2 separate regions of the Homo sapiens genome follow, and region 2 is linked to region 1. Evidence: chromatin loops called from intact Hi-C (ENCODE). Cell type or tissue: GM12878. All regions are shown on one strand. Links, peaks and the distances in the headings refer to the core of each region. The heading gives the core; the rest is flanking DNA. Region 1 overlaps NRCAM (neuronal cell adhesion molecule). Region 2 overlaps NRCAM (neuronal cell adhesion molecule).

Region 1 (16,640 bases), core at 5,397-13,396:
TAATCATATTTTATGAAGTTTAATATAATTTATTTAATCAAATAGTTTCACTGTTGTTTTGTGTTTTAAAATAGTCACTCTTTTTTTTTTTGACAGTCTTGCTTTCTCACCCAGGCTGGAGTGTAGTGGTGTGATCTCGGCTTCATTAGTAGATTATATAATAGTACCTTAAGAGACCGTTTTGTTTTGTTTTGTTTTGTTTTGTCTAGCTCTGTTCTCCAGGCTGGAGTACAGTGGCTCACTGCTGCCTCGACCTGCCAGACTCAAGCAATCCTCGCCTCAGCTTCCCAAGTAGCTGGGACCACAGGTGCATGCCACCATGCCCAGATAATTTATTTTTATTTTTATTTTTCACAGAGACAGGGTCTCCCTGTGTTGCCCAGGCTGGTCTTGAACTCCTGGACCCAAGCTATCCTCCTTGCCTTAGCCTCCCACAGTGCTCAGATTATAGGCATGAGTTACTGTTCCTGGCCCAAGAGACTATGTTTGATCAATACCAAATAATTAAAAATTGGAGTGCTGTTAATAATTTTTTATCTTATGATAAATCTTTGGTATATTAAACACTATCAAAAGTGTTTTTTTATAACTGTATAGGAATTCACTTGTAGTTCTTGCCTTCATTTTCAGTTGGTAGTTTTTAAATTGTCAGAGCAGCAAAATAAGTATTATTTGTGATCAAATCATTCCTCTTCCACCCTCAGCTTTCTTAAAATACATCAGTGGCTTCCCATTGCCCTTAGGATAAAAGGCTGAAAGAACTACAGGGCTCCAAGTGGCCAGGCCTCTGTCTGCTTTGTCAGCCTCATCAGACCTGTCCCTCTTATCCCCTGCTTTTCTTCTTCTCATTTTGTGCCCAATTAAATTGTGCATTGGTATCAAAACTGTAACACATCTTTCCTTCCCCAGCTCTGTAGGACCTCAGCTCAGTCATCATTTCCTTAGAAAAGTCTGACCTTGACAAAGCCGGTTCCCATCACCACACACTCTAGGAGCACCACACACCCCTGCCTTAACAACTTTTCAAAATTGGTATTTTTAGATCCATTTCTGTGATTATTTGTTCAATATCTATCTTCTGCCATTGACCATAAGCTTCATGAGGCCAAGAAGAGACTGGTTTTCTAAGGTTCACTTCTTTATAACCATTGTATTTCTGATGCTCAGCATAGAACTTGGCAAATCATAGGCGGTTAATAAATGTTTTGCATAACGAGGTGATAAGTAAATGCTCTATGAGGGCAGGGATTTTTTCTATTCTGTTTATTACTGCATCCTCAGTGCCCAGAACAGTGCCTGAGCCATAGTAGTTGGTCACTAAATATTTGTTGAATAAATTAATGTTTTCCTAACTTTTCAAGGACACAGAAAGTATTAATGGAGGAATTTAGGGTATAAGTTGAATTTTTTTCCTACAAATATCATGTCTATTAACTTACAGAGTTGGAAGGAAGTTTATAGCCATGTTTTCCTTTTTTATTGTGGTAAAATATATATAGCACAAAATTTGAGATTTTGACAGTTTTTAAGTGTACAGGTCAGTAGCATTAAGTACATTTATATTGTTGTGTGACCATTATCATATCCATCTTAGAAAATGTTTTCATCATCCCAGATTGAACCTCAATACCCATTAAACAATGACTCTTCATGTAGTTGTAGATTTATAGAACATTTTTTATTTGCCTTAGAATCTTTCTTCCCACTTGACATAGAAGTCTGATTTGTAAAATATATAAACATGAACTGCTTTTGCTTCCTGAATAGGGTTGGATGCCTCGACTTCATTTGTTTCATTCTATAACTTGGTGGGTGGCAACCTCATCTGGAGGCTGTTCCAGGGCTAGGATGGCTAGGGGAGACCGGGATTCCCAGGGCCACGCTGAAGTACGTCTGCTCACCCGTGAATGAAACCTCCTTTTCTCTATTCAGAACCAGGGGTCATCTTTGTTTTCTCCTTCTTATCACCACCTTCTCCACACACACATGTGCACTCATACACACACAGACTCATGGTCACTTTCCTGAGACTCTGAGCTGCTCAAGGATTGGAATCCTTTGTTACTTACCTAGATTCCAAGTGCTCTTCTGTGTTTGTCAACAGTGTGTTTTCCACCCTGTGGAACGTTCCTGATATTACTTTGAGAAAGGGAATCTAACAGCCTCACAATGTTGTGTATTTCATTGTTTAACCATCATTATCCTAGAGACATTATTTCACCATGTTGATTATTGTGTAGCCTGGGACCACATGCACCAGAACCCCCTGGGTCTGCCTATTAGAAAAGTGAATTTCTGGCCAGGTGCGGGGGCTCACACCTGTAATCCCAACACTTTGGGAGGCTGAAGTGGGCACATCACAAGGTCAGGAGATCGAGACCATCCTGGCTAACACAGTGAAACCCCATCTCTACTAAAAATGCAAAAAATTAGCCGGGCATGGTGGCCGGTGCCTATAGTCCCAGCTACTCGGGAGGCTGAGGCAGGAGAATGGCATGAACCCGGGAGGCAGAGCTTGCGGTGAGCCAAGATCCCACCACTCCACTCCAGTCTGGGCGACAGAGTGAGACTCCGTCTCAAAAAAAAAAAAAAAAAAAAAAAAGGAAAAGTGAATTTCCAGGTCCCTCCTAAATCTGCAGAATCAGATTCTCACAAAAACTCTATTTTCAATCTTCCCCCTTTCCTTTTCCTTTTCCTTTCCTTTCCTTTCTTTCTTTCTTTTTTTTTTTTTCTGGGACTGAGTCTCCCTCTGTCACCCAGGCTAGAGTGCAATGGCGCCATCTCAACTCACTGCAACCTCTGCCTCCTGGGTTCAAGTGATTCTCCTGCCTCAGCCTCCCTAGGAGCTGGGATTACAGGTGCCCGCCACCACGTCCAACTAATTTTTGTTTTGTAGTAGAGACGGGCTTTCACCATGTTGGCCAGGCTGGTCTTGAACTCCTGACCTCAAGTGATGCACCTGCCTCAACCTCCCAAAGTGCTAGGATTACAGGCGTGAGCCACCATACCCAGCCTCAGTCTTCCCCATTTTCTTAGATACGGTATTAGTTTATAGCCATCACACAGAGCCTTCTGTATTTGTTTTATGTTCAGTGAACTTGAAAAATAGTTTCTCACTATCTGCCATATAAAATTTTTGGAACCTTCATATATTCATTGACAGTTTAACTAGACTCCTTTAAGCTTTTTCTTCCCTAGGTGAAGTAAACACTATTACTTTAGCTGTTTCTACTAAGGAGTTATTTAATACCCTCTAATCAATTTTGCTCTACTGCTCTGAATACACTTATATTTTAAAATTAAATCTTCTTCCTAGATTATAGACATAGAAAAAGGACCAGTGAGAACAATATTTCATTTAAAGTTTCTATTATGTTCACAGTGTGCCAACTCTATTAGATAGGGCAGAGCTAGCTATTCTAACAAACCCCCAAACTAGAAACATCACACAATTAGAGTTCCCTCTCAGCTCATGTAACAGTTCACTGTTAGTGATGCAGACCATGAATTTGGAGGGAAGGATCTCTACTCTTCACCCAAGCTGACAAAGGCCATGCTGTGCAACTTTTCAGGTTACACTGGCATTGACATACAGCCAGAAATGGAGAGATAGGAGGCGTGGAAAAGACACATTTTCTTTTTAAACATCTGAACAAAGAAGTGACACATATTAGCTCTCTTACACCTTGCAGTCACACCTAGACACAAGGAGAACTGGAAATACAGACCCTGGACAGGAACTTCTTCTCCACAGCCATGTCTGTCTTACATGACAGAGAGAGGGCATGACTCTTTGTTAGACAGCTAGCCATGACTGCACACTGAACTTCTAGGTTTCTTTTTTTTTTTTTTTGAGATGGAGTCTTGCTCCATTGCCCAGGCTGGAGTGCAGTGGTGTGATCTTGGCTCACTGCAAGCTCTGCCTCCTGGGTTCACACCATTGATTGTTCTGCCTCAACCTCCTGAGTAGCTGGGACTACAGATGCCTGCCACTACACCCAGCTAATTTTTTTGTATTTTTTTTTTCTTTAGTAGAGACAGGGTTTCACCGTGTTAGACAGGATGGTCTTGATCTCCTGACTTCGTGATCTGCCTGCTTCGGCCTCCCAAAGTGCTGGGATTACAGGCGTGAGCCACCGTGCCCGGCCTGAACTTTTAGGTTTCTATTTGTACTTTTATGAAACCATGAAGTATACCAAGCACGAATGTCTCAGTCTGTTTTGTGCAACAGAGTACTATAGACTAGGTAATTTATAAGGAAAATAAATGTATTTGGCTCATGGTTCTGGAGGCAGAGAAGTCCAAGTTCAAGAGGCCTGCATCTGGTGAGGGCCTTCTTGCTGCATCATCCCGTAGCAGAAAACAGAAGGATGAGAGAGGGCAAGATAGAGTGTACATGAAAGCAAGAGGAAGAGGGGAACAGAAGTCACTTTTATGACAAATCCACTCTTGTGAGAACAAACCTACTCCCACAATATTGACGTGAATCCATGCATGAGGGCAAAGCCCCTCATGACCTAATCACCTCTTAAAGATCCCACCTCTGAACATTGTTGTATTTGTGATTAAGTTTCCCACATATGAACTTTGTGAAGCACATTCAAACCATAGCAACTGTGTACCATGGAAGGCTACATTTATGTATATGACAACATGATTTCCAGCATGCTGACAGTAAGGTGGTATATATCCAACATGTCCTCTATCAATGTAATTTGCTCACTATTGGATGTTTGCATCAGTCTACAAGGTAGCAAATGATAGTGTCACTTGAGGCAGTCAGATGCTTCTGTGAGTGATCAGTCTTCAGTCTTCAAGGACCAATGTGTTAATTTCTCTGAAAGGTAAAGCATGATCCACATTGGTTCACCTGCAAGTTTCTTGCTCGAATGGATCCCTTCTTGCTCCCACCCTAACTTCCACAAGATGTATAACATGGGGTCAGTCCCAAGTCCCAACAAGTTTAGTCTTGCAGGAGTAGGCTGAACTTGGTGCTAAACTTGGGGCCAGAAGTTAGGGGCCTGTGTTCCCAGGACCCCAGCCAGCTAGGTTGTGGTAGAGGGAGGGCCCTCTGGGTGCCATCTGATGGAGCTGTAGTTGGAGAACATGCTTTATCTCAGACCATACTGTCTGTTTTTTGGAATGTATTTTGTTTCATAGGCTGCTGTAATGGGAGAACTGGGTTTCAAGATGATTTTGGCTTCTGGCCTTGTCAAGCTGAATTAGCGGCTGGATGACAGGCATACCCTAGAGAAACCAAAGATAAATGCCAGTTTTAACAAGGTGGTTTTTTTATCCTTTTTTCTCCAGTTAAGTATGAATGGAACCCAAATTCAGTCCAAGGATCATGTCAAAGGCAGGAAATTAAGAAAAAAAAAGAGTTTGGGCTTAGTATGATTTTACTACTAGTCAAATTTCTGTTAAGACCAAAGATTAAATATAAATTTATAATTTACTGTCATTTTATAGTGATAAAAGGCAGAACAGTTTTGCATGTTGCACAAATACATACTTGTGCAGATATATAAATATATTCTTGCGTATAAAGTTTTCATAATTGATGTTCTGAAAACTATTTCTCATCTGTATTTATTTTGAAGAGTGTAGACAGAATTGACTGGGTTGTTGGGGGGGTGGGGGCAATCAAAGGCTTGATATCTTAATGTAATCTAACCTTTACTGTATTGTTAAGGAGGCCAGTTTTTAGAAATCAGCCTCACAAGAATCAAAGAGTAAACATCTCTAATATCTTTAGAGTTGAACTAAAAAGTATAAGCCAAATGAGATTTTGCAAGTTTTTGCCTGCTGATACTTTTTACCTAATACTGCTTGTAATAGCAGATTTTCAGTTGCATTGAATGTTATGAATTCTCATTTTAAAACCAAACAACTCTTTCTCTGCCAAAAAAGTCCAGCAAAAAAATGTGTCCCAATCCATAGCAATTTACTCTGAAACAGGAAGTTTATTATTTTATTTTTCCATAAGTGGCTAAGGCAAGTATTCACTTTTCAGAATTATTTGAATTTTTAGTGTTATATGCTATTGAATTACTATTATTGTAATTGATTTGTTATGTGTACTGTGGGCTTTGGGTTTCTTACATTTTTCGCGTGGATGTTATCTGTCTTTTCTGAAGGCTACTTTAAAAATACATCAAATCTTATCTTGACCTTTTGACTTAGGACTGATTTTATTTAATAGGGTAAGTTGATTGCATTTTGGTTAAAAAATTAAATTGTTACTTGGTTATTGGAAAAATAGTCCTTAGCAATGATGTATTACCCTATTCTCTTGACCTAAATGTGTTTTGGGGTAATGAAAGGCCATTGACACATTTGTCAAAACAAGAGTAATGAATGTAACAAAAAGTCATTTCCTAGAAATGTTGGGCATAATTGCTGACATGGTAATACAATTAATACAGTCTTTTGGTGGTCTTTGCAAACCCTTCAGGGTTTACATCACCACAAGGTGGTTAAAAATGTAGCAGTGCCCTATCAATAATATATATAAGCAAGGATGAAATAGTTTTTTCCACGTGATGCCATGGAACCATGTTATGCAAAATTACATATCTGTGCTTTTTAGAGCGTTTTGCCCTGAACTGGATTATGCTGAGAACTATTAAAACTTAGGAATCCATCAGCATGTGGACTGAGATCCCTCATGGTAGGAAGCATGAAGTATTTATATTTTATTTTTTTCTTGTTTAGATTTATCCAGTGAATTGGCGGATATGTATTAAGTGCTCAATATAAGTTTGCTGAATTGAGTTGTTATTGTAGATATATCTTAAAATTCTTATAGATGCTCTCCTACACAACTCTAGGGTTTTTTTTAAAAAGTGAAAACAATATTACTATAAAATTGGTTCCAATTCTAAGGAAAAATCACAAACCTCCACAATATTAATATTTTGTCCTGATAAAATATCATTGCTTCACATGCAATGAAAATCTATTAAGGGTGGTTTTATATGTAATTAACATTTTTTGCAACTTAATGCAGGGAATATTTTATAACACATACATAAGCAAAACCAGCTGAGATTATTAAGCATCTTTTATTAACGGAATAATTTTGTGTTTCATAGTTGTCCTAATATTTGAGTGCAGTCCAGAGTTCCTGAATTGACACTTGTTTCTCTTCTCTGAAGGGTTTTTCAGAGGTTGATAGTACGACTTCTGTTTCCAGAAATCCAAAGTTCAAAAAGACACAAATCCTCCCTTAGAAACCTTGGGTGTCACTGAATTGGTTGTTTAAAAAATGAAACTTAATGTGCTCAGCTGTGATTGTTCTACTCGCCATCCTTCCTCTCTTTCTCTGGCTAATTCTCAGCTGGACTATTTGCAAAGGAAACATTGAGGCTGACGAGAGGAGAGTTGGAGACTGCAGAACTTGGGAGCTGTCCACTGCTCTGCCTTTGTCACAGCCCAGGTGGAACTCACTCCTCAAATCTTGGTTGTTCCCAGCTTCTTTTTATGACCCTTGTTGAAAACCTGGGGCCTTTCAAACATAACCTAAAAAATTTCTATGCTACCAAATAAAAAAATTTAAATAATAATAATAATAAGCCCATAGCAAAGTATTTTATCCACACTGTATAGATACATTACAAAAACACCTTTATTCCTCTAAACTGAAAAGAGGAATCAGACGTGATTCTCTAGGCTGGAATCCTTTAATGGGATGTCCACCAGAGTTCTGGTCACTTCTCTGCTGTCACTTTTGATTGAAGCCAGCAGAGATATGTTTTGGCAAATCTAGTCATGATTTGTCTTCCTTGCAGGGCTCTCTCTTTAATTGTGTTTCCCATAAGAGAGCCAGTTGGAGTTAATATATTGACACTCTGCTGTGATTGATGACAATCAATGTCGTGTTAACGTTTCTCCCATTTTTTAACCCACAGAGCAATGCTAAGAAGACGTTTGGTTTAAAGAATTAAAAGGAAGAACAACTTAAGAGCTTCTTCAAAGGTAAGAGTTTGTCTTCTCAAAACATTTGAATTCGTAGTTAAAGATGAGAATTATAATATTAAATAATGTGATTATGTAATATTATTGCCATATTTAATACTTTTCAATCCAGAGAGTATGATAAAAGACAGAGAGTAGAAACATAGATGCAAAAACATTAATCATACCAATGTCAAAGAAGATAGATCAAATACATAGGGAAGTAAACCAGCCCTCATGTCCTTTCATAGTAATAAGATTTTTGTTTAAGTAAATCATGAATCATAAAGCCCAGAAAATAGAGAGCAGAGGCAAAGCACTGCTAGTAAAAATGTTTATAAAGGGACTAAAGATTAAAAATTATAGGGAATCATTTACAAGAAAATAATTTTCTTTTTGATTCAATAATATATCAAAAGTCTCCTGAGGGTATACCATCCATTAGTGATTTTTCTTGTCTCACAATGGAGTCCAAAGAATAAAAATATCTCCTTTGAAAGTTTAAATGTTACTTTGAAATGTGATTTCTGCTTTGTAAATTCCTTCCCCATTTCTTATTTCCTACCCCGCTGTCCGCCCCATTCTTATTTATGCCATTCAGCATTATCAGCTCTAGAATGGACCCTGTTAGGCCTATGATGCCTTCTGAAAGGCCATCTATTATAGTACTGAACTTGATGAAAAAATAATCTTACTTGGAGATCTGGAACACAGTTCAGAGAACTGTATCTCAACCAATAATAGCTTTTTTAAGGAATTATGAGAGCACGATTGTTCAGACATTCAGTTCTTTACCTTGTTGATTTCATTTAACAAATAAACTCATGGATTTTAGTTAAGGAAAGAAGATTGTATACAAGATTTTGAGATAGTAAAATCCTTTGAGCATGTTGTCTCTTGTTACTGAGAATTCTTAGGCTGATCCATTGAGATGTCCTTTTGTAATTGAAAGGAAATGATTCATGCCTCAGCTGAATTTGCTTCCATTGTGTTGTATTGAAACTGACTTCATATGACTAGTTCTTACAGTGTTTCAAAATACCATCAGAAATCCCCAAATTAGTAGACTGGAAACTAAGAATGTTGCTTTGTAAATCAAATAGCACAAATTTTGTTCTGCTTGAACAGTCCCTGAAAAGTGAAAATTAGCAGAGACTAGCAAAATTGATGTTAGGTAATTATGACCAACACCAAAATAGCCTTAATTTTGTACAAATGGCTCTTTTAAGAGAAAGCTCCCTTTGTTGAAGCAAAATGACCTATTTTATATAGTTTTTATGTACCCCTCTCCTCTACAAGTGTCCTTGTTTCATAAAGAACACCTGCAAGGTAAAGCAATGTGATAGTAAGTACCATCCATTCTGACAGGGACATATACCAAATTACAGTTGTTAGAAACTAGGAGTTACTAGTAATGGTATTAAGTATGGTGGCTTACCAGTACAATACTAGTATCAGCAGTAAGGTATGGAAAATTCTTTCGTAGATAATATATTGTCTGATATCTATAAGGTAGTAAGACACTGAGGGCGGGAGTTTATTTGTAAAAATGGTGTTTTCTGGTGAGCAGGGAAAACAGCGGCCACTGTGAGGAAGTACATGGTGCCCTTTTAAGGTGGAAACGCTTGGCTCAACAGCAGGTGCTCTCCCACTTCCTAGCCCACTCTCAGGTAGTTCTAAGGGAGTTTTTCTGGCTGGATGCATTATTTTTTCTTTCTTCCATCGTGTGAAGGGTACTCGATTGAAAATCTCTGTCTTCTAGAGCAACAAGTGAAAAGGCTCGATTCTTCTTTTCTCAATACACACTTCTTGTTGGTCTTTCTGGCTAGCCTTTTGTTAATTGGCTCAAGAGAGCTTTTAGTTGTCAGGTCCTATGAGAGCCACTAAAATGTCTCATTTTTTGGTTTCGTGAATGGTTGAATCTTGTCAAAACTAAATACTGAGTCTTCCCAATTTGTTTCCCTGGCCTCACAAAGACTGACTGAAACTTCCCAAAATTCTAAAGCACACTTATACTCAGAATGTCCCTAGGCTATTCAAGTATTTGGCCTCTGACATTAGAATAAATAAGTTTTTTTCGTAGCTACTTAGAGTTTTCAGTAGTTTTTCCCACATTCACTGGCATGCTGTGATGTTCAGAAAAATGCATGCAGCCAGAATTGTGGACTGTGGTTTGCAAACTCTCAGGCCCATCCCACATCCTTCTGTTTGGGAAGTGCCCTCTGTCTGCCCTTATCCAGTGTCACACATAAAAACTGCTCACGTTTGCCATTAACCCTAATGTGTACATTCTCTCCCTGGGAAATCTGTCTTCTACCTGCATTGAAAACCTTGAGCTAAAATGCAAGGCTGCTAGTGGTGGCATTTTGATAATCAACCAGAGTGAGGAGAGAGGATACCTCTGAAATCACTTCGTAAAATGAGTTTTCTGCTGGCCACATTCGTGTAAGTTTGGTCCTAGTAGTAACCATAAGGAGTCTGAGGAAGAAGAATGCCCAGGCTGCACCTTAAAGCATGTTCCCATTTGGCAGCAAGCTGTGTATGAAGAATAACCTGACAAGGTGCTGGAGTCATTTACTGACTGTTTTTGTGGATGACTTGAAATTTGTTCTTTCCCTTGGACTTTACAATACCGAGTTGTTAAAGTTATATGTACATCTTAGGAGAAGGGTAGTTACATCCTGAATAGATAATAGTAAAACTGGTAAGAGTAAAAAGACTTTTATCTTATAATTAAGTTGATTTGTAAAAGTGAACCTGTATTTTATTACAAAATCCTAATAGTTATACAATTTTAATGCTATTTATTTATTTAATTTATTTCTTTCTTGAGATGGAGTCTCACTTGTCACCCAGGTTGCAGTGCAATGGCGCGATCTCTGCTCACTGCAAACTCCACCTCCCGGGTTCAAGTGATTCTCATCCCTCAGCCTCCTGAGTAGCTACAATTACAGATGCATACCAACATGCCTGGCTACTTTTTGCATTTTTAATAGAGACAGGGTTTCACCATGTTGGCCAGGCTGGTCTTGAGCTCCTGGCCTCAAGTGATCTGCCTGCCTTGGCCTCACAAAGTACTGGAATTACAGGCATGAGCCACCATGCCTGGCCAATTTTTAATACAATTTAACAGTAAAGACAGCTATCAAAATTTTGTCCTACAGGATCATTTTAAGGCTGAGTTTAGTTGATACCAGTCAAATCAAGAAGACCCAGCACCCACAGAAAGAATACTTGCCCCATGAAGCTGAAGATTAAAAGCTCATGAATAAAGCAGTTACTCTGGGATGCCTAGAACTTATAAAAACCAAGACAGGGATCTAACTCCAAGTAAAAAATATTTACCTCTTTATTGTTTTATACCAGTAAAGTTTGATTCAATATGTAGTCATCTGGAAAACTAGAACAATCTTTTCTTATACAAATTAACTTCCTCCCTCTTCATTGTGACATAGCATGAAGGCAAGGCACAGATTTCAACTAAGTGACATCTCTTGAAACATTAGCATACTTGGACAGTCCCTCTATTGTGATCGTGATGAACTTTTTCACAGAATGACTACTTACCACTGAAATGCAGCATTCCTGGAAGCTGAATGACAATGCAGTGAAGAACATTCTGTTCTTTCAACCCAGGCGACTGCTCAGCTTTCCATTTCCACATGAAGTCTGAGCAGTGCTCTCTGTCCTGGGGTCAGATGGAAGCATATTAAATTCAATGTGCAACATTTCTGTAGGGAGGCTAAATTATACATTTCCTGATATTTATCTCTGAGTTTTATTCACATCCGTGATTGAGATGCCTTTATTGATTAGGCATCTCATTTCTGCCTCTTGCATCCTGTCCTCATTATTCTTATGGGACACAGCCATTTTTCTCTGGACATCTCACCTTATCCCCCTTCTCACCACTCCCACCACTCTGGGCTGCTCAGTTTGATAGCTGTTTCTGAAGGCTCAGAAAGAGCAGTTGAAATGTGTTTGAAGAAAGACATCAGCATTTTCTCTTGGGAGATAGCTGGGTAAGGATAATGCCATAGTGAGACAATGATGAAAACAGTGGCATTATGTTTTTGTGGCAGCAATAATTGGTGCTAGTAGTCAGTAGAAGGAATCCTGCAACTTTTATGTGTTCCCCCCTCTCCTCCCATTGTAGCCTAGTGGGGAGAAATATCTGGTTTGAAACTGGAAATAAAAAACTGCCTGAGTCACTCCAGTACATGAAATGTAGAGCACTTAGCATTTATACACCAAAGGGCTAATGCGTGACCTTTGCAAATAGCTTCTTGCATATACTTACTGGATTTGATTTCTTTTCCTTGCTGTACTTTTGGCTTGTAGTTCTTAACTGTTTTCTGGGATTATTAGAATCAGAACTCGTGATGAAATAAGTCTAGATTCGTGACCCATAGACTTTAATTTTGAGGTTCACCAAAATGACCAGAACAGTGCCACCAAAAGGCAGGGGCACTGCCCTGTGGCTCTTGTTCCCAGCAAGTACAACCTCTATTAAAATAATTCTCACCCTGAGAGGAAGCTTATTCCAAATGAAAGTTATAAATGGCATCCCTTATTCATTGAGTTAGGATCTTTGTATTCAGCATTCTTATCACCAGAATCATCATTTATTGAACTTTAATTGTGCAACATAACCTAATGGGTGAGATACTCCAAGTATGGACAATTGGAAGTGAGACACAGCAGGAATACTGGAAGGCCTCAGGTGTTCAGGTCCACATGGTACTCTATACAAAGGTAGACATGTGTGCCTAGGTTCTGCGGGTATTTTATCATGTCTCTTCCTTCCAGCATCTGGCCATTTCATCCCTGGCTGCTTTTGGAGGGAGTCGAATCCTGACAGGAGGGTTATCTAGGGAACTACCCAGGAGGAAAATGAAACCCAGTGTGGAGCAGGAGGCCAGGACCAGGCCCCTGCTGGTAATGCAGTATGTTGCTGTCACAACTGACTGCATACACAAATAGATGCTTGGGTTTTTTTTTTTTTGCTTTGCTTTGTTTTCTTTTATTTTGCCTTTCATGACAGCATTCATTTTGTAAGGCAAAGAAAAAAATCTCTTGGATGGATTCAAGTTTTCATATCTGCAGAAGGCATTTCTACAGCTATTGTCAAACTTAGCTGGTCTGTAAAGATTCTTTGTTTCTGGTTGACTGTTGCAGAAAGCAAGTTCATAAACTACCACGAATACAGGAGAGAATGATTTCTATTGAAAGAGTCGAGTAGGATATGGTGCATGGAGCCAGTCCTGAAAAGGGTTTTGTTTCTTGTAGCATGGTGGAAATTCACATTCACATTGCTGCTCTGTGCTCTTTAGCATGCTACAGTGAAACAATGGGCATGCCAGCCGTTATAGCAGTGTTGATTAATGCATTCCTTGAATGTGTTGATTAATGTGTTCCTGGGATGCCTCCTTAAGCCGCCACTGCACCTGAGGTGTGTTGGATATGCCTTCTCCCCGGCTGCTGCTTCGCTCACATGAGCCCTTTTACACATGGGTCTTTTGTGTGTATATTTCACACCATTGCCTTTATGAATAAAATACAGATCTAGCAGACTTTTTACAGACATATTATCATCTGACAGAAGTGTCTACATTATAATCTAGTTGGGACTCTATAAACTATGATGTTCATAGGAGGAATGCTCTTCTAATAAACACAAATGCTTGGTGGCATGGCTTAGTGGCATCTCTCTGTCCTGTGCATAATCCCACCCAGGGATTTATTTTTATTCTTTTCAAAAGTTTTGTAAAGAAATAAAACTGAAAATACTTATGGAGTACAGTTTGCACTTGAATAATATGGGAAGAGATGTGTAAATGGATTGCCCATTAGACACTTGGTACACTTGGAGTCTCACTTGGAAACCCACTCCTTTCAGGCCAGACAGGGTAATTCTGTTTCCACTCTGCTTCATTCCAGGTTGTGACTTCTCCTGCTGTATTCTGAATTCTCATTAAATAACATGTTTGTTTCGTAGCATGTTTCCAGAAAGACTTACCTTGATGTGGTTCTACCTAACTAATGGTTTGAAAAAGATAAGTGGGAGGTTTTTGTAATTTGTAACTTGTAATTTGAGACATAAGACTTCTACTACTACTTTAAAAACTTTCTAACCTTTTAATTCTCAGCAAGAAGACCAAAAGGATTAGAAAGCCATGTTTTAAAATGATGTGAGAAGGTTCAGCCATAGAAGAAATGGCCCAGTGGTGCTGGGGTGATGGCATTGCCTGCTGTGCCTTGAGGCTCACACTATAGTATTTTAACAGAGGAAACCATCCGTGCTATTCAGAAAAATTACCTTTAACATTGGTAAAAGCAAAGCAAACAAATTCATCTTGAATAAGAGGGAATTTTTATATAATAAAAAATTATCGTATGAAGCCATTATATAAAGAAGTGGTAAAGTCTACAATATTTATTGCTCTTAAATCTTGGCATGAAATTAATGGTGAAGGATGGCATTTTGATATTTTTAAGAATAAGACTTCAATGAGGATTCTTTATTCTTTTAACACATATTAGTGACAAGACTATTCAAAGGTCTGCTTTGAGGTTCACAGAATACATAACTTCTGTTATTTCAGTAATAATAATTAACCCCAAAATTCACTATTATTTTAAATGGTTGTTTATATCTGTCTCACAGAGAGTATTTGTGGAAAATGGAAAATATTGAATTATTTCTTTTGCATTTGCATACATAAACTTCTCTTTTGGAACTTGCGGTACACAGAATATGTGTTTAAATCATTTTAATACATGTTAGATTTGGAAGCTATATTTGGAAACACTAATCTTATTTGAAATGTATTAGTTTTCAGATAACTTTTAATTATACGATCTATTTAAAAGCAAAATGCACCAAAAAGGTATCTAAGAGGGAGTATACATGTATAATTAGATATGCATTTTCTTGGTTTGCCTTGAATTCTGCAAGAATTGAAGGGGTAAACAAAGAGAAGCAGTGAGCACAATTAATCTGGTTTTCTGCAAAGCTTTTGATACTGTACTGAATAAAGCTGCTGACAGAAGCTGTTAGCTTGGGGAAGGAAAGGCCATAGGAGGAACAGGTTATGAAAGGAGAGAATGGAAGGCAGAGGACAGTCCAACACGGAGAAGAAGCACAGGGGAAATGGCTTCTGCACATTTCTATTTATTTACTTTTGTCAAAAAGCACAGAGAAGATGCAGTTAATGTAGTTTCCTAAATGGCTTCGTTCCCTGGGGCAAAAAACAAAAAACAAAAAAACAAAAAACTGAGAAGGATCTTGACAAATATGACTAGACAAAAGTACCATATTTAAATGATTCAAATGACCTGGAAAATATATCTACGTTCCAAGTGTCCTATAAAATATTTCTTTATTATGTAACATTTCTCTCTTACTGAGAATCCAACTATAGATATTCTTTAATGCAAAAACAGTCTTCAAATCGATTTGATTTGCCAAATAATAAGTTATTTGACTGGGATATATTTTTAAAGGTATCTGAAAAACTTTCTTGCCATAGAGGAGTAGGAAAAATAAATATATTCTACCCAAACCAGAAGTCATCCCTAAGGAAAACATACCCTAAATTTTCCCCTGGGTCTTCTCATTGATGGTTGTTGATAACCCAGACAGGTTTATGGTAGATTGATAGACATTTTTATTTTCCTGAAAACAGACCTTTAGATGCTAAGATTTTTCTTCTGTAGATCAATCTCCAAGTTCAGCAAGGAGGTAGATTTCAAATACCTACATTATAATAGACTTCTTGATTCTGTCCAAATTATTTTCTTTTTTGTAATGTAGCTGCCTTGATCCAGTAAGTGAGCCAATATCTAGGGTATGGAAAGACCCTTGTTACAAAGAGTACATAATGGAAAGCCTTTCTTTTATAAAACAGATTTCCCTCAGTTATGAGTCAAATGTGGTTCCCCATAAGAAGCATGTTCAGTAATCATTGAATGAGTGCTGGGAACATTGTTTATAGTTGAACCTAGAACCTCAACATTTTATTGATAATAAATCACAGTTTATTCTGAAGTCATTTGGGTCTCATTGGTACAAATAAGATACTAATTTATGGAATCTACATGTAATGCCTGTCTGGTGGCCATCTTTATTAATAAACATTATCTATTGCTTGTTATAAATAGGGAACTGAGAGAGGTGATAAAATGCAAAAAGAGCCAGATACAGCTCTTGCTCTTCAGGGAATCACACTCATTCAGATGTATATGTATAAATTGACTGTTCATATACACACATATGTACATCAAAAAAAAAAAAGCATGGAATAGCATTATTGATGGTTAAATGTGTTGTAGAGGCCAAAAGTGCTCTAGGAGTTCAAAAGAGTGGTGACCAGTAGGTACTGGGAGACTAACCAAGGTTTATGACTGGTTTGGACTTTAACTGATCATTAAGGAAGAATTATTCTAAAAGTAGTTTAGAAAAATTAAAAAGAGTAGAAATTACAGTGGGGAAAATCACAATGTCTTGAGTGGGGAGGGAGATAAGCATGGTATTTGAATAGTAAAAGAGAAAACAAGTAAACCTGTTTAAAGCAGCAAGTAGACCTAAGAAATGATTGAAAGTAATTTTGGAGAGGTGTTCACTTCTTCCCTCCTTTCTTCATGAATGAATGATCATTTATACATTCATTCATAAGTGAGCT
Region 2 (16,640 bases), core at 4,320-12,319, 99 kb after region 1:
CACCAATTATTGAAAAGGGTGTCCTTTCCCCACTTTATGTTTTTGTTTGCTTTGTCGAAGATCAGTTGGCTGTAAGTATTTGGGTTTATCTCTGGGTTCTCTATTCTGTTCCACTGGTCTTTGTGCGTATTTTTATACCAGTATCAAGCTGTTTTGGTGACCATGGCCTTATAGTATAGTTTGAAATCAGGTAGTGTGAGGCCTCCAGATTTGTTCTTTTTGCTTAGTCTTGCTTTGGCTGTGTGGGGTCTTCTTTGGTTCCATATGAATTTTAGAATGTTTTTTTCTAATTCTGTAAAGAATAATGGTGGTATTTTGATGGGGATTGCATTGAATTTGTAGATTGCTTTTGGCAGTATGTCATTTTCACAATATTGATTCTACTCTTCCATGAGCATGGGATGTGTTTTCATTTGTGTCGTCTGTGATTTCTTTTTGTAGTGTTTTGTAGTTTTCCTTGTAGAGGTCTTTTGCCTCCTTGGTTAGGTATATTCCTAAGGATTTTTTTTTTTTTGGCAGCTATTATAAAGGGGGTTGAGTTCTTGATTTGACTCTCTACTTGGTTGCTGTTGGTGTATAGAAGAGCTACTGATTTGTGTACATTAATCTTGTATCTGGAAACTTTGCTGAATTCTTTTATGAGTTCTAGGGCCTTTCTGGAGAAGTCTTTAAGGTTTTCAAGGTAAATGATCATATCATCAGCAAACAGTGACAGTTTGACTTCCTCTTTACGAATTTGGATACCCTTTATTTCTTTCTCTTGTCTGATTGCTCTGGCTAGGACTTCCAGTACTATGTTGAAGAGGAGTGGTAAGAGTGGGCATTCTTGTCTTATTCCATTTCTCAGAGGGAATGCTTTCAACTTTTCCCCACTCAGTATTATGTTGGCTGTGGGTTTGACATAGATGGCTTTTATTACATTGAGGTATGTTCATTACATGCTGATTTTGCTGAAAGTTTTAATAATAAAGGGATGCTGGATTTTATCAGATACTTTTTCTGCATCTATTGAGATGATCGTGCGATTTTTGTTTTTAATTCTGTTTATGTGGTGTATCACATTTATTGACTTGTGTATGTTAAACCATCCCTGCATCCCTAGTATACAACCCACTTGATCATGGTGGATTATCTTTTTGATATGTTGCTGGATTCAGTTACCTAGTATTTTGTTAAGGATTTTAGCATCTATGTTCCTCAGGGATATCAGTCCATAGTTTCTTTTTTTGGTTATGTCCTTTCCTGGTTTTGGTATTAGGGTGATACTGGCTTCATAGAATGAATTGGGGAGGGTTCTCTCTTTCTGGTGGAATAGTGTCAAAAGGATTGGTACCAATTCTTCTTTGAATGTCTGGTAGAATTCTGCTGTGAATCCATGTGGTCATGGACTTTTTTTTGGTAATTTTTTAATTACTATTTTGATCTTGCTGCTTATTATTGGTCTGTTTAAGGTATCTAACTTTTCCTGATTTAAGCTAGGAGGGTTGTATTTTTCCAGGAATTTATCCATCTCTTTTAGGTTTTCTAGTTTATGTGTGTAAGGGTGTTCATAGCAGCCTTGAGTGAGCTTTTGTATTTTGGTGATGTCAGTTGTAATATCTCCCTTTTCATTTCTTGATGAGGTTATTTGGATTTTCTCTCTTCTTTTCTTGGTTAATCTTGCTAATGGTCTATCAATTGTATTTATCTTTTCGAAGAACCAGCTGTTTGTTTCATTTATCTTTTGTATTTTTTGTTGTTTGTTTCAATTTCATTTAGTTCTGCTGTGATCTTATCTCCTTTCTTCTGCTGGGTTTGGGTTTGGTTTGTTCTTGTTTCTCTAGTTCCTTGAGGTGTGACCTTAGAATGTCAGTTTGTGCCCTTTCAGTCTTTTCGATGTAGGCGTTTAGAGCTATGAACTTTCCTCTTAGCACCGCCTCTGCTGTATCCCAGAGGTTTTGATAGGTTGTGTCACTATTGTCGTTCAGTTCGAAGAATTTTTTAATTTCCATCTTGATTTCGTTTTCTACCCAATGATCATTCAGGAGCAGGTTATTTAATTTCCGTGTTTTTGCATGGCTTTGAAGGTTCCTTTTGGAGTTGATTTCCACTTTTATTCCACTGTGGTCTGAGAGAGTGCTTGATATAATTTCAATTTTCTTAAATTTATTGAGGCTCATTTTGTGGCCTATCATATGGTCCATCTTCAAGAAAGTTCCATGTGCTGTTGAATAGAATGTGTATTCTGGGTGGCTAGAAAGATGGCTGAATAGGAGCAGCTCCAATCTGCAGCTCCCAGCAAGATCGATGCAGAAGGTGGGTGATTTCTGCATTCCCAGCTGAGGTACCTGGTTCATCTCATTGGGACTGGTTAGACAGTGGAAGCAGCCCACAGAGGGCGAGCCGAAGCAGGGTGGGGGTGTCACCTCACTCAGGAAGTGCAAGGGGTCGGGGAACTCCCCCCCCCCCCCAGCCAAGGGAAGCCGTGAGGGACTGTGCCATGAGGAACAGGAGGAACAGTGCATTCCGGCCCAGATAGTATGCTTTGCCCATGGTCTTTGCAATCCACAGACCAGGAGATTCCCTGGGGTGCCTACACCACCAGGGCACTGGGTTTCAAGCAAAAAACTGGGCGACCATTTGGGCAGACACCGAGCTAGCTGCAGGAGTTTTTTTTCATACCCCAGTGGTGCCTGGAACGCCAGTGAGACAGAACCATTCACTCCCCTGGAAAGGGAGCTGAAGCCAGGGAGCCAAGTGATCTAGCTCAGCGGATCCCACCCCCATGAAGCCCAGCAAGCTAAGATCCACTGATTTGAAATTCTGGCTGCCAACACTGCAGTCTGAAGTCGACCTGGGATGCTCTAAGTTGGTGGGGTATGGGCATCTGCCATTACTGAGGCTTGGGTAGGTGGTTTTCCCTTCACAGTGTAAACAAACCCACCAGGAAGTTTGAACTGGGCAGAGCCTACCACAGCTCAGCAAAGCCTCTGTACCCAGACTGCCTCTCTAGATTCCTCCTCTCTGGGCAGGGCATCACTGAAAGAAAGGCAGCAGCCCCAGTCAAAGGCTTATAGATCAAAGTCCCATCTCTCTGGGACAGAGCACCTGGGGGAAGGGGCAGCTGTGGGCGCAGCTTCAGCAGATTTAAACATTCCTGCTGCTGGCTCTGAAAAGAGCAGCAGATCTCCCAGCACAGTGCTCGAGCTCTGCTAAGGGAGAGACTGCCTCCTCAAGTGGGTCCCTGACCCCCGTGCCTCCTGACTGGGAGACACCTCCCAGCAGGGGTCGACAGACACCTCATACAGGAGAGCTCCGGCTGACATCTGGCAGGTGCCCTTCTGGGATGAAGCATCCAGAGGAGGGAACAGGCAGCAACCTTTGCTGTTCTGCAGCCTTCGCTGGTGATACCCAAGCAAACAGTGTCTGGAGTGGACCTCCAGCAAACTCCAGCAGACCTGCAGCAGAGGGCCCTGACTGTTAGAACAAAAACTAACAAACAGAAAGAAATAGCATCAGCATCAACAAAAAGGGCGTCCACACAAAAAACCCATATGAAGGGGTCACCAACATCAAAGACCAAAGGTAGATAAATCCACAAAGATGAGGAAAAACCAGTACAAAAGGTCTGAAAGTTCCAAAAACGAGAATGCCTCTTCTCCTCCAAAGGATCACAACTACTCACCAGCAAGGGAACAAAACTGGACAGAAAATGAGTTTGACGAATTGACAGAAGTGGGCTTCAGAAGGTGGGTAATAGTAAACTCCTCTGAGCTAAAGGAGCTTATTCTAACCCAATGCAAGGAAGCTAAGAACCTTGAAAAAAGGTTAGAGGAATTGCTAATTAGAATAACCAGTTTAGAGAAGAACATAAATGACCGGATGGAGCTGAAAAACACAGCACGAGAACTTCGTGACGCATACACAAGTATTGATAGCTGAATCAAACAAGTGGAAGAAAGGATAACAGAGATAGAAGATCAACTTAATGAAATAAAGTGTGAAGACAAGATTAGAGAAAAAAGAATGAAAAAGAATGAATGAAGTCTCCAAGAAATATGGGACTATGTGAAAAGACCAAACCTACGTTTGATTGGTGTACCTGAAAGTGACAGGGAGAATGGAACCAAGTTGGAAAACACTTTTCAGGATATTATCCAGGAGAACTTCCCCAACCTAGCAAGAGAGGCCAACATTCAAATTCAGGAAATACAGAGAACACCACAAAGATACTCCTCAAGAAGAGCAACCCCAAGACAAATAATCATCAGATTCACCAAGGTTGCAATGAAGGAAAAAATGTTAAGGACAACCAGAGAGAAAGGTTGGGTTCTCCACAAAGGAAAGCCCATCAGACTAACAGCGGATCTTTTGGCAGAAACCCTACAAGCCAGAAGAAAGTGGGGGCCAATATTCAACATTCTTAAAGAAAAGAATTTTCAACCCAGAATTTCATATCCAGCCAAACTAAGCTTCGTAAGTAAAGGAGAAATAAAAATCCTTTACAGACAAGCAAATCCTGAGGGGTTTTGTCACCACCAGGCCTGCCTTACAAGATCTCCTGAAGGAAGCACTAAATATGGAAAGGAAAAACCAGAACCAGCCACTGCAAAAACATAACGAATTGTAAACACCATCGACACTATGAAGAAACTGCATCAACTAACGCGCAGAATAACCAGCTAGCATCATAATGACAGGATCAAATTCACACATAACAATATTAACCTTAAATGTAAAGGGCTAAATGCCCAAATTAAAAGACGCAGGCTGGCAAATTGGATAACGAATCAAGACCCATCAGTGTGCTGTATTCAGGAGACCAGCCTCATGTGCAAATACACACATAGGCTCAAAATAAAGGGATGGAGGAATATTTACCAAGCAAATGAAAAGCAAAAAAAAAAAAAAAAGGCAGGGGTTGCAGTTGTAGTCTGATAAAACAGACTTTAAACCAGCAAAGATCAAAAAAGACAAGGGTATTACATAATGGTAAAGGGATCAATGCAACAAGAAGAGCTAACTATCCCAAAAATATATGGAGCCAATACAGAAGCACCCAGATTCATAAAGCAAGTTCTTAGAGACATACAAAGACACTTAGACTCCCACACAAAAATAGTGGGAGATGGCCAGGCGCGGTGGCTCATGCTTGTAATCCCAGCACTTTGGGAGGCTGAGGCGGGTGGATCATGAGGTCAGGAGATCGAGACCATCCTGGCTAACATGGTGAAACCCCATCTGTACTAAAAAAAATACAAAAAATTAGCTAGGCATGGTGGCAGGCACCTGTAGTCCCAGCTACTTGGGAGGCTGAGGCAGGAGAATGGCGTGAACCCAGGATGCGGAGCTTGCAGTGAGCCGAGATCGCACCACTGCACTCCAGCCTGGGTGACAGAGCAAGACTCCATCTCAAAAAAAAAAAAAAAAAATAGTGGGACACTTTAACACCCTGCTGTCAATATTAGACAGATCAGTGAGACAGAAAATTAACAGGGATATTTAGGACTTGAACTCAGCTCTGGACCAAGCAGACCTGATAGACATCTACAGAACTCTCCACCCCAAATCAACAGAATATACATTCTTTCCAGCACCACATCACACTTATTCTAAAATTGACCACATAATTGGAAGTAAAACACTCCTCACCAAATGCAGAAGAACAGAAATCATAACAGTCTGTCAGACCACACTGCAATCAAATTAGAACTCAGGATTGAGAAACTCATTCAAAACCACACAACTACATGGAAACTGATCAACCTGCTCCTGAGTGACTACTGGGTAAATAACGAAATTAAGGCAGAAATAAATAAGTTCTTTGAAACCAATGAGAACAAAGACACAATGTACCAGGATCACAATGTACAGCTAAAGCAGTGTTTAGAGGGAAATTTATACACTAATGTCTACAGGACAAAGTGGGAAAGATCTAAATTTGATACCCTAACATCACAATTAAAAGAACTAGAGAAGCAACCGAAACAAATTCAAAAGCTAGCAGAAAACAAGAAATAACTAAGATCAGAGCAGAACTAAAGGCGATAGAGACATGAAAAACCCTTCAAAAAATCAATAAATCCAGGAGCTGGTTTTTTGAAAAGATTAACAAAATAGACCACTAGCCAGACTAATAAAGAAGAAAGAGAGAAGAGTCAAATAGACACAATAAAAAATGATAAAAGGGATATCACCACTGATCCCACAGAAATACAAACTACCACCATATAGAGTATAGAGAATACTATAAACACCTCTACGCAAATAAACTAGAAAATCTAGAAGAGATGGATAAATTCCTGGACACATTCACCCTCCCAAGACTAAACTAGGAAGAAGTCAAATCCCTGAATAGACCAATAAGAAGTTCTGAAATTGAGGCAGTAATTAATAGCCTACCAACCAAAAAAAGCCCAGGACCAGATGGATTTACAGCCAAATTCTACCAGAGGTACAAAAAGGAGCTGGTACCATTCCTTCTGAAGCTATTCCAAGCAACAGAAAAAGAGGGTATCCTCCCTAACTCATTTTGTGAGGCCAGCATCATCCTGATACCAAAACCTGGCAGAGACACAACGAAAGTAGAAAATTTCAGGCCAATATCCCTGATGAACATTGATGCAAAAATCCTCAATAAAATACTGGCAAACTGAATCCAGCAGCACATCAAAAAGCTTATCCACCACAATCAATTCGGCTTCATCCCTGGGATGCAAGGCTGGTTCAACATATGCAAATCAATAAACATAATCTATCACATAAAGAGAACCAGTGACAAAAACCACATGATCATCTTAATAGATGCAGAAAAGGCCTTCGACAAAATTCAACAGCCCTTCATGCTAAAAACTCTCAGGACTATTAGTAATTGTTTTATAAATTTAGGAGCTCCATTGTTAGGTGTATATATGTTTAGGATTGTGATATTTTCCTGTTCGACAAGGCCTTTTACCATTATATAATGTCCTTCTTTGTCTCTTTTAACTGCTGTTGCTTTAAAGTTTGTTTTGTCTGATACAAAAATAGCTACCCCTGCTTGCTTTTGGTGTCCATTTGCATGAAATAACTTTTTCCACTCCTTTATTTTAAGTTTATGTGAGTCCTTATGTGTTAGGTGAGTCTCCTGAAGGCAGCAGATAGTTGGTGGTGAGTTCTTATCCATTCTGCAGTTCTGTATCTTTTAAGTGGAGCACTCAGGCCATTTACATTCAATGTTAATATTGAGATGTGAGATACCCTTGCATTCATTGTGCTATTTGTTGCCTGTGTACCTTGGGTTTTTTATTTTTTGTTTTTGCTTTTTGAATTATATTTTTGTTTTATAGGTCCTGTGTGATTTATGCTTTAAAGAGGTTCTGTTTTGATGTGTTTCCAGGATTTGTTTTAAGATTTAGAACTCCTTTTAGCAGTTCTTGTAGTGGTGGTTTGGTAATGGCAAATTCTCTCAGCATTTGTTTGTCTGAAAAAGACTGTATCTTTCCTTCAAATATGATGCTTAGTTTCGCTGGATACAAAATTCTTGACTGATAATTGTTTTGTTTGTGGAGGCTGAAGATAGGGCCCCAATCCCTTCTAGCTTGTAGGATTTCTGCTGAGAACTCTGCTGTTAATCTGATAGGTGTTCCTTTATAGGTTACCTCATGCTTTTGTCTCACAGCTCTTTAGATTATTTCCGTCATCTTAACTTTGGATAACCTGATGACAATGTGCCTGGACATCTTTTTGAGATGAGTTTTCCAGGTGTTCTTTGTGCTTCCTGTATTTGAATGTCTAGGTCCCTAGCAAGGCCAGAAAAGTTTTCCTCGATTATTCCTCCAAATGTGTTTTCCAAACTTTTAGATTTCTCTTATTCCTCAGGAACACTGAGTATTCTTAGGTTTGGTCATTTAACATAATCCCAGACTTCTTGGAGGCTTTGTTCATATTTTCCTATTCTTTTCTCTTTGTATTTGTTGGATTGGGTTCATTGAAAGACTTTGTCTTCAAGCTCTTAATTTCTCTCTTCTACTTGTTCAGTTCTATTGCTGAGATTTTTCAGAGCATTTTGCATTTCTATAAGTGTGTCCAATGTTTCCTGAAGTTTTGATTGTTTTTTCTTTATAGTGTCTATTTCCTAGACTATTTCTCCCTTTGCTTCTTGTATTGTTTTTTGGATTTCCTTACATTGGGCTTTGCCTTTCTCTGGTGCCTCTCTGATAAGCTTAATAACTAACCTTCTGAATTCTTTTTCAGGTAAATCAGGGATTTCTTCTTGGTTTGGATCCATTGCTGGTGAGCTAGTGTGATTCTTTGGTGGGTGTTAAAAATCCTTGTTTAGTCATATTACCAGAGTTGGTTTTCTGGTTCCTTCTCATTTGGGTAGATTCTGTCAGAGGGAAGGTCTAGGGCTGAAGTCTGTTGTTCAGATTCTTTTGTCCCATGGGGTTTTCCCTTGATGTAGTACTCTCCCCGTTTTCCTATGGATGTGGCTTCCTATGAGCCAAGCTGCAGTGATTGTTATCTCTCTTCTGGGTCTAGCCACCTGGCAAGTCTACCCATCTCCAGGCTGCTATTGGAGTTTGTTTGCACAGAGTCCTGTGATGTGAACCATCGGCCTCTCCACCATAGATACCAGCACCTGTTCTGGTGGAGGTGGCAGGGGGTTGAAATGGACTCTGTGAGGGTTCTTAGGTTTGGTGGTTTAATGTTCTATTTTTGTGCTGGTTGGCCTCCTGCCAGGTGCTTTCCAGAGAGTATCAGTTCTGGTAGTATGGAGAGGAACTGGTGGTGAGTGGAGCACTAGAACTCCCAAGATTATATGCCCTTTGTCTTCAGCTACCAGAGTTGGTAGAGAAGGCCCCTCAGGTGGGGGTAGGGCTAGGTGTGTCTGAGCTCAGACTCTCTTTGGGTCTTGCTGTGGCTGCTGTGGGGGAGGGGGTGAGGTTCCCAGATCAATGGAGTTGTGTACCTAGGAGGATTAAGGCTGCCTCTGCTGAGTCATGCAAGTTGTCCCTCTGCTGAGTCATGCAGGTTGTTGGGGAAGCGAGGGAAATCCAGCAGTCACAGGCCTCACCCAGCTCCCACGCAAACCAAAAGGCCAGTCTCACTCCCACAGTGCCTACCCTAACAGCCCCAAGTCTGTTTCCAGGCAGTGGGTGAGCGGGGCTTGAGAACTTGCCCCAGACTATCCACCTCCCAGCGGCAAAAGAAAAGGGCTTAGTTCTTCCCCAGCCTATGGAGTCTGCATGCTGGATTCATGCCCTTTCCCGAGTTCTGGCCAGGAGGTTTCTCGTCTGGTTCAAATTGTTATAAAGTTCAGCTGGAGACTTCCTTCTCCCTGTGGCATTTTCCCCACACCTCTGGCTGCCCTCCTGAAGGATCTCTGTGGTGCCAGGCAGGAATGGCCTGCTTGGGGACCCAGCGAGCTCCCAAGGCCTTTCCTGCTGCTTCCTCTACCCCTGTATTTCACTCAGCTCTCTAAATTGACTCAGCTCCAGGTAAAGTCAGAAACTTCTCCCACAAACCAGTTTTTCACTTCTGCAGTTTGGGCACTCACAGTATTTGGGATATCTCCCGGGTCCTGCAGGAGCAGTCCAATTCCTTCAGAGAGTCTGTGAGTCCTTTCAGCAGGTTTGTTCTTGCAGTTATTCTGGAGCTAAAATTCACGATGCAAGCCTCCACATGCTGCTCTGTCCATCCGCATCAGAGCTGCAATGTAGTTCTGCCTCCCATCTGCCATGATGATCCCTTCTGGGCTGAGCTGTTCTTATTCAGAGTCACTTGCATTTCTATTGACAAATATTGTTATCTTCCTGAGGGCCTGGACCATATTTTCTTCATCATCTTCCCAACACACAGCTCAGTGCTTGGTGTATAGTTCAGTACTTAGGAAATTTTTGTGTTGAATGGATTTTTATTTTACCTTCATGAAAACTTTCTAAAGTCATTAGTTCAAGTCAAGCATTATTATCCCTATTAAGGCAACTAAGGAAACTAAGCCTCAAAAAGATCAGAAATCCAGGGACAGGGTTGGAATTCTAAAGATCTTCTAACTCCAAGCCTATATTCTGACTTTTCATCTGTCTCCATATTCCATGACAATAAAAAACACAGTTGGGACCAGGCGCGGTGGCTCACGCCTATAATCCCAGCACTTTGGGAGGCTGAGGCGGGTGGATCACAAGATCAGGAGATCGAGACCATACTGACTAAAACAATGAAACCCCATCTCTACTAAAAATACAAAAAATTAGCTAGGCATGGTGGCGGGCACCTGTAGTCCCAGCTACTCGGGAGGCTGAGGCAGGAGAATGGCGTGAACCTGGGAGGCGGAGCTTGCAGTGAGCTCAGATCGTGCCACTGCACTCCAGCCTGGGTGACAGAGCAAGACTCCATCTCAAAAAAAAAAACAAAACAAAACATTGGGTGACAAATGGTATGAGTAATACCTAAGTTTGATCTATTCTTAATTAGTGTAATAATATTTTTAAATGTCACTAATAATGAAACTAAGGAAAAAAAGCTCTTTCCCTTATTACTTAGTTAACATCATCAGATAGACTGCTGTAAAATAGGAAAATTATTCCATTTGATATGGAAATGTATACAAAGGTTTATGGTCATAGATATGTTTATGAGTTTTTCTCTGTACATGTTTAATCCCAGCTGATGAAAAATTATAATTCAGTATCATTAATATAATAGTAATTCTTTTGATTAACATAGTAGCTTCATGTAAAAATTTCCAAGAGTTCCTTATTAGTCACAACGTTGAAAAAAATAATTAGGCCCCATCAGTAAAGCAACTCATGCTGGCATTCATACTGTATCATTGACATCGAAGTTTATGGTGTGCCATCAATTAGTATAGTTCTGATTATGTGAAAACGTAAAACTGTGAGCATTATTTATAAAAGTGTGGTGCTAATTAAAATATCTATGTATTTCTTATGATTTTTTAATAAAGATTTGTTACAAAGTTGCATGAAAATTCATCCTCAAAAGTAGTCATAGGTGGATTCCTTTTTTGTAACATCATTATTTATTTATCCTATCAGGCCTACCCCAATTATTTACTGGGCAAAGGAAGATGGAATGCTACCCAAAAACAGGACAGTTTATAAGAACTTTGAGAAAACCTTGCAGATCATTCATGTTTCAGAAGCAGACTCTGGAAATTACCAATGTATAGCAAAAAACGCATTAGGAGCCATCCACCATACCATTTCTGTTAGAGTTAAAGGTATATTGTTTAAAATCCATTCTTCTTGCCTTCATGAGAGACCCTGAAACTTTAATTAAATGTGGTTTTCATTACATTTTTAGTAATGGTAAATGTAAAGTTATGTCAACATTCATGGTACCTTGACTCTCTTCTCATTGCTATTGGTAGTGCATCTAAATCAGGTTAAAAATTTACTTGTTCAAATCTTCCTCACAAAAGAATCCCAGTTAATGAATATAGGAATAATGAAGGAAATAGAAAAGTCAATATTAGAATCCCACAGTAATAACTAGAGCCGGCAAGATCAAACAATGAATGCTAAAATTAGTGGGTGAAACTTTAAGGAGAAACAGGATATTTGCATAGCTTCAAAGTGTTTCTATCCCGCAGAAATTAATTACTGGGGAAGTTTTAGCGTGTCCACAAATACTTTATTACTCCTTTCTTTAGAAGATGGAGCTTACTTTCCCTCTTCTTGAGTGTATGCTGGACACTAATGAACAGAGTATGGAATCCAGGGAAATAGTAACTTTGGAGTGGAGAAACCTGGCAGACACTGTCTTAACCAAGTGATGAATGTTAACGTCAATAATAATAAGTCATGTTTGATATCATATATTCCCCCATATGGTACAAGTAGAAGGGTTCATTACCTTTGGGATATTCTCAAAAGCCCAAAACCTCAGGGTAATCATGAGAAAACATCAGACAAACCTAAGCCGTAAGACAGTCTACGAAATAACTGACCAGTACTCTTCAAAAGTGTCAAGGTCACAAAAGACAAGGAAAGACCAAGAAATTGTCAGATTGGAGATGATGACAAGTAAATGCAAAAGACGTTACAAGTAAATACGGTGTCTAGGACAGGATCCTGGGACAGAAACAAGACATTAATGCAAAAACGGAAATCCTAACAGAATGTGTAGTTTAGTTAAGTACCATTGTTAACTTTTCGTTAGGTAACTAGACCATGGTCACATAAGATGTTAACATTAGAGGAAGCTGAGGGAAGGAGGTATGGAAATGCTCTATAATACCTTTGCAACTTTTCAAAAATGATGTTTTTAAGTTGCTTCCTAATTATATATATTCTACAGGGCTCAGAATTTATTTTATTTATTTATTTATTATTTTGAGTTGGAGTCTCGCTCTGTTGCCCAGGCTGGAGTGTAATGGGCTATCTTGGCTCACTGCAACCTCCACCTCCCGGGTTCAAGCAATTCTCCTGCCTCAGCCTCCCAAGTAGGTGGGATTACAGGTGCCCACCACCACACCTGGCTAATTTTTTTTTTTTTTTTTGTATTTTTAATAGCAACAGGGTTTTACCATGTCGGCCAGGCTGGTTTCGAACTCCTGACCTCAAGTGATCCAGCCACTTTGGCTTCCCAAAGTGTTGGGATTACAGGCATGAGCCACCATGCCTGGTCCAGAATTTAAATTTGTGTTTCTTAGCCCTACCTGTACATGTAATTTTCTCTGTATGCTTAGATAAATCTGTCACCTCTTTGATGTCTGATTAATTTTAATATAAAATGAGAAAATGAAATTTGTATCAAACAGGTCTAGAAATAATACATATACGTCAGTGAGTCTCTTTAAACATTCTTTGAAAATCTTAAGTGTTCTTTGAAGCATTGTTTATAAATCTATTCGCTCAAAAAAAATGAGACTAATTTAGTGTGAAGTACTTGCTTGTATTATTAAAATAGTTCAATATGTTCTTTTGCTAAAATGCTTATTTGATTCAGATTTTTGGTCTTTTTTCTTCCTCCTATAAAGCGGCTCCATACTGGATCACAGCCCCTCAAAATCTTGTGCTGTCCCCAGGAGAGGATGGGACCTTGATCTGCAGAGCTAATGGCAACCCCAAACCCAGAATTAGCTGGTTAACAAATGGAGTCCCAATAGAAAGTAAGTTGCCTTGAGTGGTTCTAATTGCAGTATATTTTCAGAGCATATATACATCCCGACAGTGAATAAATGGTGATAAAAAAATAACTCAGGTTAAGGAAGGAAGCCACATGTATGTTAAACACAGGCACCAAATTACCTTTGCATTTTATTACCATTAGATATTTATTATGAATGTGAATAGTTTATGCTGTTAACATAATGGCATGTGATGACTGGTACTTGGCAATATTTCGTCTGCTTTTTACATGGATAATGGGAAGAATGACAGGGTCAGAAATAAATATCACTTCAAAGTTTAGATGATCTTCTTTGTGCAAAACATCAAGTGATTTGTAGAAATGTCACAGGCACTAGAGGAGATAGGTGGGGAGACTCGGCATAGAGCCAATGGATATGACAAGCATAAGAAACCCAGCTGTCTTAATATAAAGAGTTTTCAGTCATAAGTATAGCAAGTATAGCCCAGGTGTTCTCACTGTCTTCCAAGGTCACCGTCCCATTTGATACCCAAAGAAGAACACATCCTCTGACCCTGATCGTATGCAGGATGCTTTACCTTTGACTAGTGCTCCCTCCCTGAGAGCTGCTGCTATCATCCTTGAGCAGCACCTGGGCATCCTGGCTATACTTGTTGCCCCGTTCAGCAGCCTCCCTGCTCCGATGCTCCACTCCTTCCACTTCATTAGCCAATATCTCCAAGCTACCACTATGCTTCCCAGCGTGTGGCTTCAGGCCCTCCCATTAATCTGCTAAATCATAGCAAAGGCCAGCTTTACAAAACTTGGCTAAAGGCTTGGGGAGAGTCAAGGGAATTATAGCAAAGAAAAAATCTTTAAATGGATGTTGCACCTCACTGCTCCTTAATTCCTAAGCCATGGCCATGAACAGAGAACCCACTAGACTCTCCTCTTCCTCTACCCCACCCACCACCAGCTACTGCCGAGAGGAGCATCTTTCAACATTTTCCCCTTCTTGGAGTTCAGACCTCCTCTTAGACACCAAGACAGAGAAAGTCAGTTTCAGCATCAAACCCAGCCTTAGGTTCACTCTCCCAGTCAATAACATGATTACCTGCAAAGGTATTCTTTACTCACAATAAAGATAGCCCTCAGGCTTATGATACAGGACAGATTGGCTTTGACTGCCTCCAAGTCAGAATCCAATATTGGTTCTACATTTACATAACCAAAAGGTCTGCCGAATTGACTTTCCCAAAGTAACACACACACTTCCCCTAAGATGGTTCCAAAAACCTGCTGGCAGATTTAAAGTGGCACAAGTCTCTGTTTCTTACCATCAAGGTCTGACAACTGCAGGGTGACTGAGTCGTTGTAGCCTGCCCCATGAATATTTATTGGAAGTTCACTTGTGTCTCGTAGTACAGTAGCTGTCAGATACTTTGAAACAGGCAGACTGTCTTCACTGTAGAAGGAAGTGTATTCCTGGGAGAAAACAGATGCTAGAGGCCAGCAAATAGGGTTTGGGTATTTCCATTCCCAATTTTAACCAGGATCAGGATCCAGAGAAATGGCAGAGAGTACTTTGTGGTTGTGTTTCAGGAAGCTCTTGCTACTCTCAGGGGAATATGAGTGAAAACTGAGAGGAAAAAGTAGAAGAAAGCCTAGAACTAAAAAAGTTTTATGGTGGCTCATGTGAGCCTGTAATCCCAGCACTTTCAGAGGCTATGGCGGGCGGATTTCTTGAGTACAGGAGTTAGAGACCAGCCTGGGCAACAGGGCAAAATCCTGCTTCTACAAAAAAATCAACAAAAAATTAGCTGGTACAATGTATGATTTTCTCAGGAATGCATACAAAATGGCAATAAATGATGATACATGCTTGATACTTTTGCACCATGTTTTGCAGCTCAGAGTTTTTGTGTCCATTTATGGAAGTTTAAAAGTGTCCCTGAGATCTAGACTCAGTGAAACTGACAAGTGGAAGGAACCATCCATCTAGCCCTTCAGCAGGGAAAATGGGGAAGCTAGGGGATAAACCCTCAAGCTTGGCAGCCAGAGTGCAATACTATGCAAGGAAAATTGAGATGTGGGTGGATGACATAAGCAGGGGAGGATTAAATAATGAAGCTGATTTTTCTTCTTGATTTGCTCAGCTTGTTGTCCTTCCAAACCAGCCATCTTAGTCCATTCCTGCTGCTATAACAAAATGCCTTAGACTGGGTAATTTATAAACAACAGAAATATATTGCTCACAGTTCTGGAGGCTGGAAAGTCCAAGATCAAAGAACCAGCAGATTTCATGTCTGGTGATGGCCTGTTCCTCACAGATGCTGCTATGTGTCCTCACATGGTAGAAGGAGCATACGGGCTCCCTCAAGACCTTTAGAACAGCACCAATCTCATTCATGAGGGGGAAACCCTCATTTCCTGATCACCTCCCAGAGACCCCACCTCTTAACCTTGGAGTTAGGTTTCAACATGAATTTTGGAGGGACACAAATATTCAGACCATAGTACCAGAGTATGCAGTGCCTCTGAGGGAACCTTGTAAATCCAGTCATCTTAACAGCTTTGAAAATACACTCATAACATAATAACACTCCCCTTTTAAATTACATTTTTGTGGGGAGAATCAACCATAAAAGGCCTGCTTTGGGGGTACAGAGTAGTAATAGCAGAAAGAGTAGTTCCTCTTGTAACCCTAAATTGTCTGAGTAGGTAGAGAAGAAAGAGTTAGGACTAAATGTCTCAAATCAGATCAGCTCATCTCTTCCATCCCAAAAGTCTTCTTTAAGGCCCCCTGAGACAGAAAAAAGGAGACTGAGAAGACAAGGCTGGAATTCCATAGCTCCTATAGATCCAGGGTCGCTCACCCTCTGGTGTGCCTCAGAGCAGTCACTCTAGTGGACGTGCAGGGAGAGGAATACCACATGGTGTGGCAGCAAAGCAAGGAGCCCGGCACCACCAGGCCGCTCCGTGGTGCTGGTAGCAGGTGCTGCATGTTTATACCAAGGTACTGTGAAGCTTCCCTGGAAGGGGTCTTTCTCGACATCTGGTGGCCAAGCTGAAAGTGGATTACCATTTGGACATCTCATAACTAAAAGATGATGAGCCAGCGGGGCCTCTGCACAGCTTTCTGCACGATGACCCTGCAAAGGTACAGCTGTGCCCTGCCCCTGGCCTTCTGCAGCTGGCCCATCTGCAGCTTCTGCTGAGTGGCCACATGGGTGGATGCTAAGTCTTCAACAGCTAAGTTCAAAGTGAACCCTGCATGCCCCCACTGTGTGTTGATCTCCCCTGATCCAAAATAATGAGAGAATGAGGGGGGTGCAGAAACTATCCAAAACATTAATAGACATTTAAGGAGCCCTGTGCCGCTCTCTTTTTCATCCCCTTCTTGGTAATTGTCCCATGAATTTAGAGGCCCCTGAAGGGAATTGCCTTTGAGGGTTAGGGACCATCCTGGAAACGGAGCACCAGTGCTTGCTTCCCATCTGGAGTTTGCTGACTTGTGCACCCCACATCTAGCACGGCTGGGAGACGGGGGAAGGATGACAGGGAGATGCAGAGAGGTGAAGGTA

What was found. Peaks named below come from ENCODE experiments on the same cell type or tissue, not always from the same donor. Only the 100,000 strongest peaks of a DNase experiment are listed, where the experiment ranks them.
Region 2: a loop joins it to region 1, with 5 times the contacts of the local background. A loop is called at or near these places in 2 of 110 quality-filtered maps.

Annotation. Positions count from the first base shown.
Region 1 is chr7:108,304,002-108,320,641 of GRCh38, reverse strand. NRCAM (neuronal cell adhesion molecule) reads left to right here. Exons shown (of 33, transcript NM_001037132.4): 3 at 7,911-7,977. Among named protein-coding and RNA genes, the nearest start is that of NRCAM, 140 kb to the left of the region's middle. RefSeq lists a silencer at 11,403-11,697. In GM12878, for the core only: no CTCF peak of the experiment used is centred there; a DNase peak (open chromatin) is centred at 9,011; H3K4me3 peaks cover 359 bases.
Region 2 is chr7:108,203,984-108,220,623 of GRCh38, reverse strand. It overlaps NRCAM (neuronal cell adhesion molecule), which reads left to right. Exons shown (of 33, transcript NM_001037132.4): 12 at 11,019-11,203; 13 at 12,965-13,096. Among named protein-coding and RNA genes, the nearest start is that of LAMB4, 82 kb to the right of the region's middle. RefSeq lists enhancers at 8,588-8,797, 8,918-9,117, 8,489-9,183, 8,324-9,523 and a silencer at 10,029-10,186. In GM12878, for the core only: no CTCF peak of the experiment used is centred there; DNase peaks (open chromatin) are centred at 8,723 and 8,963; H3K27ac peaks cover 2,208 bases.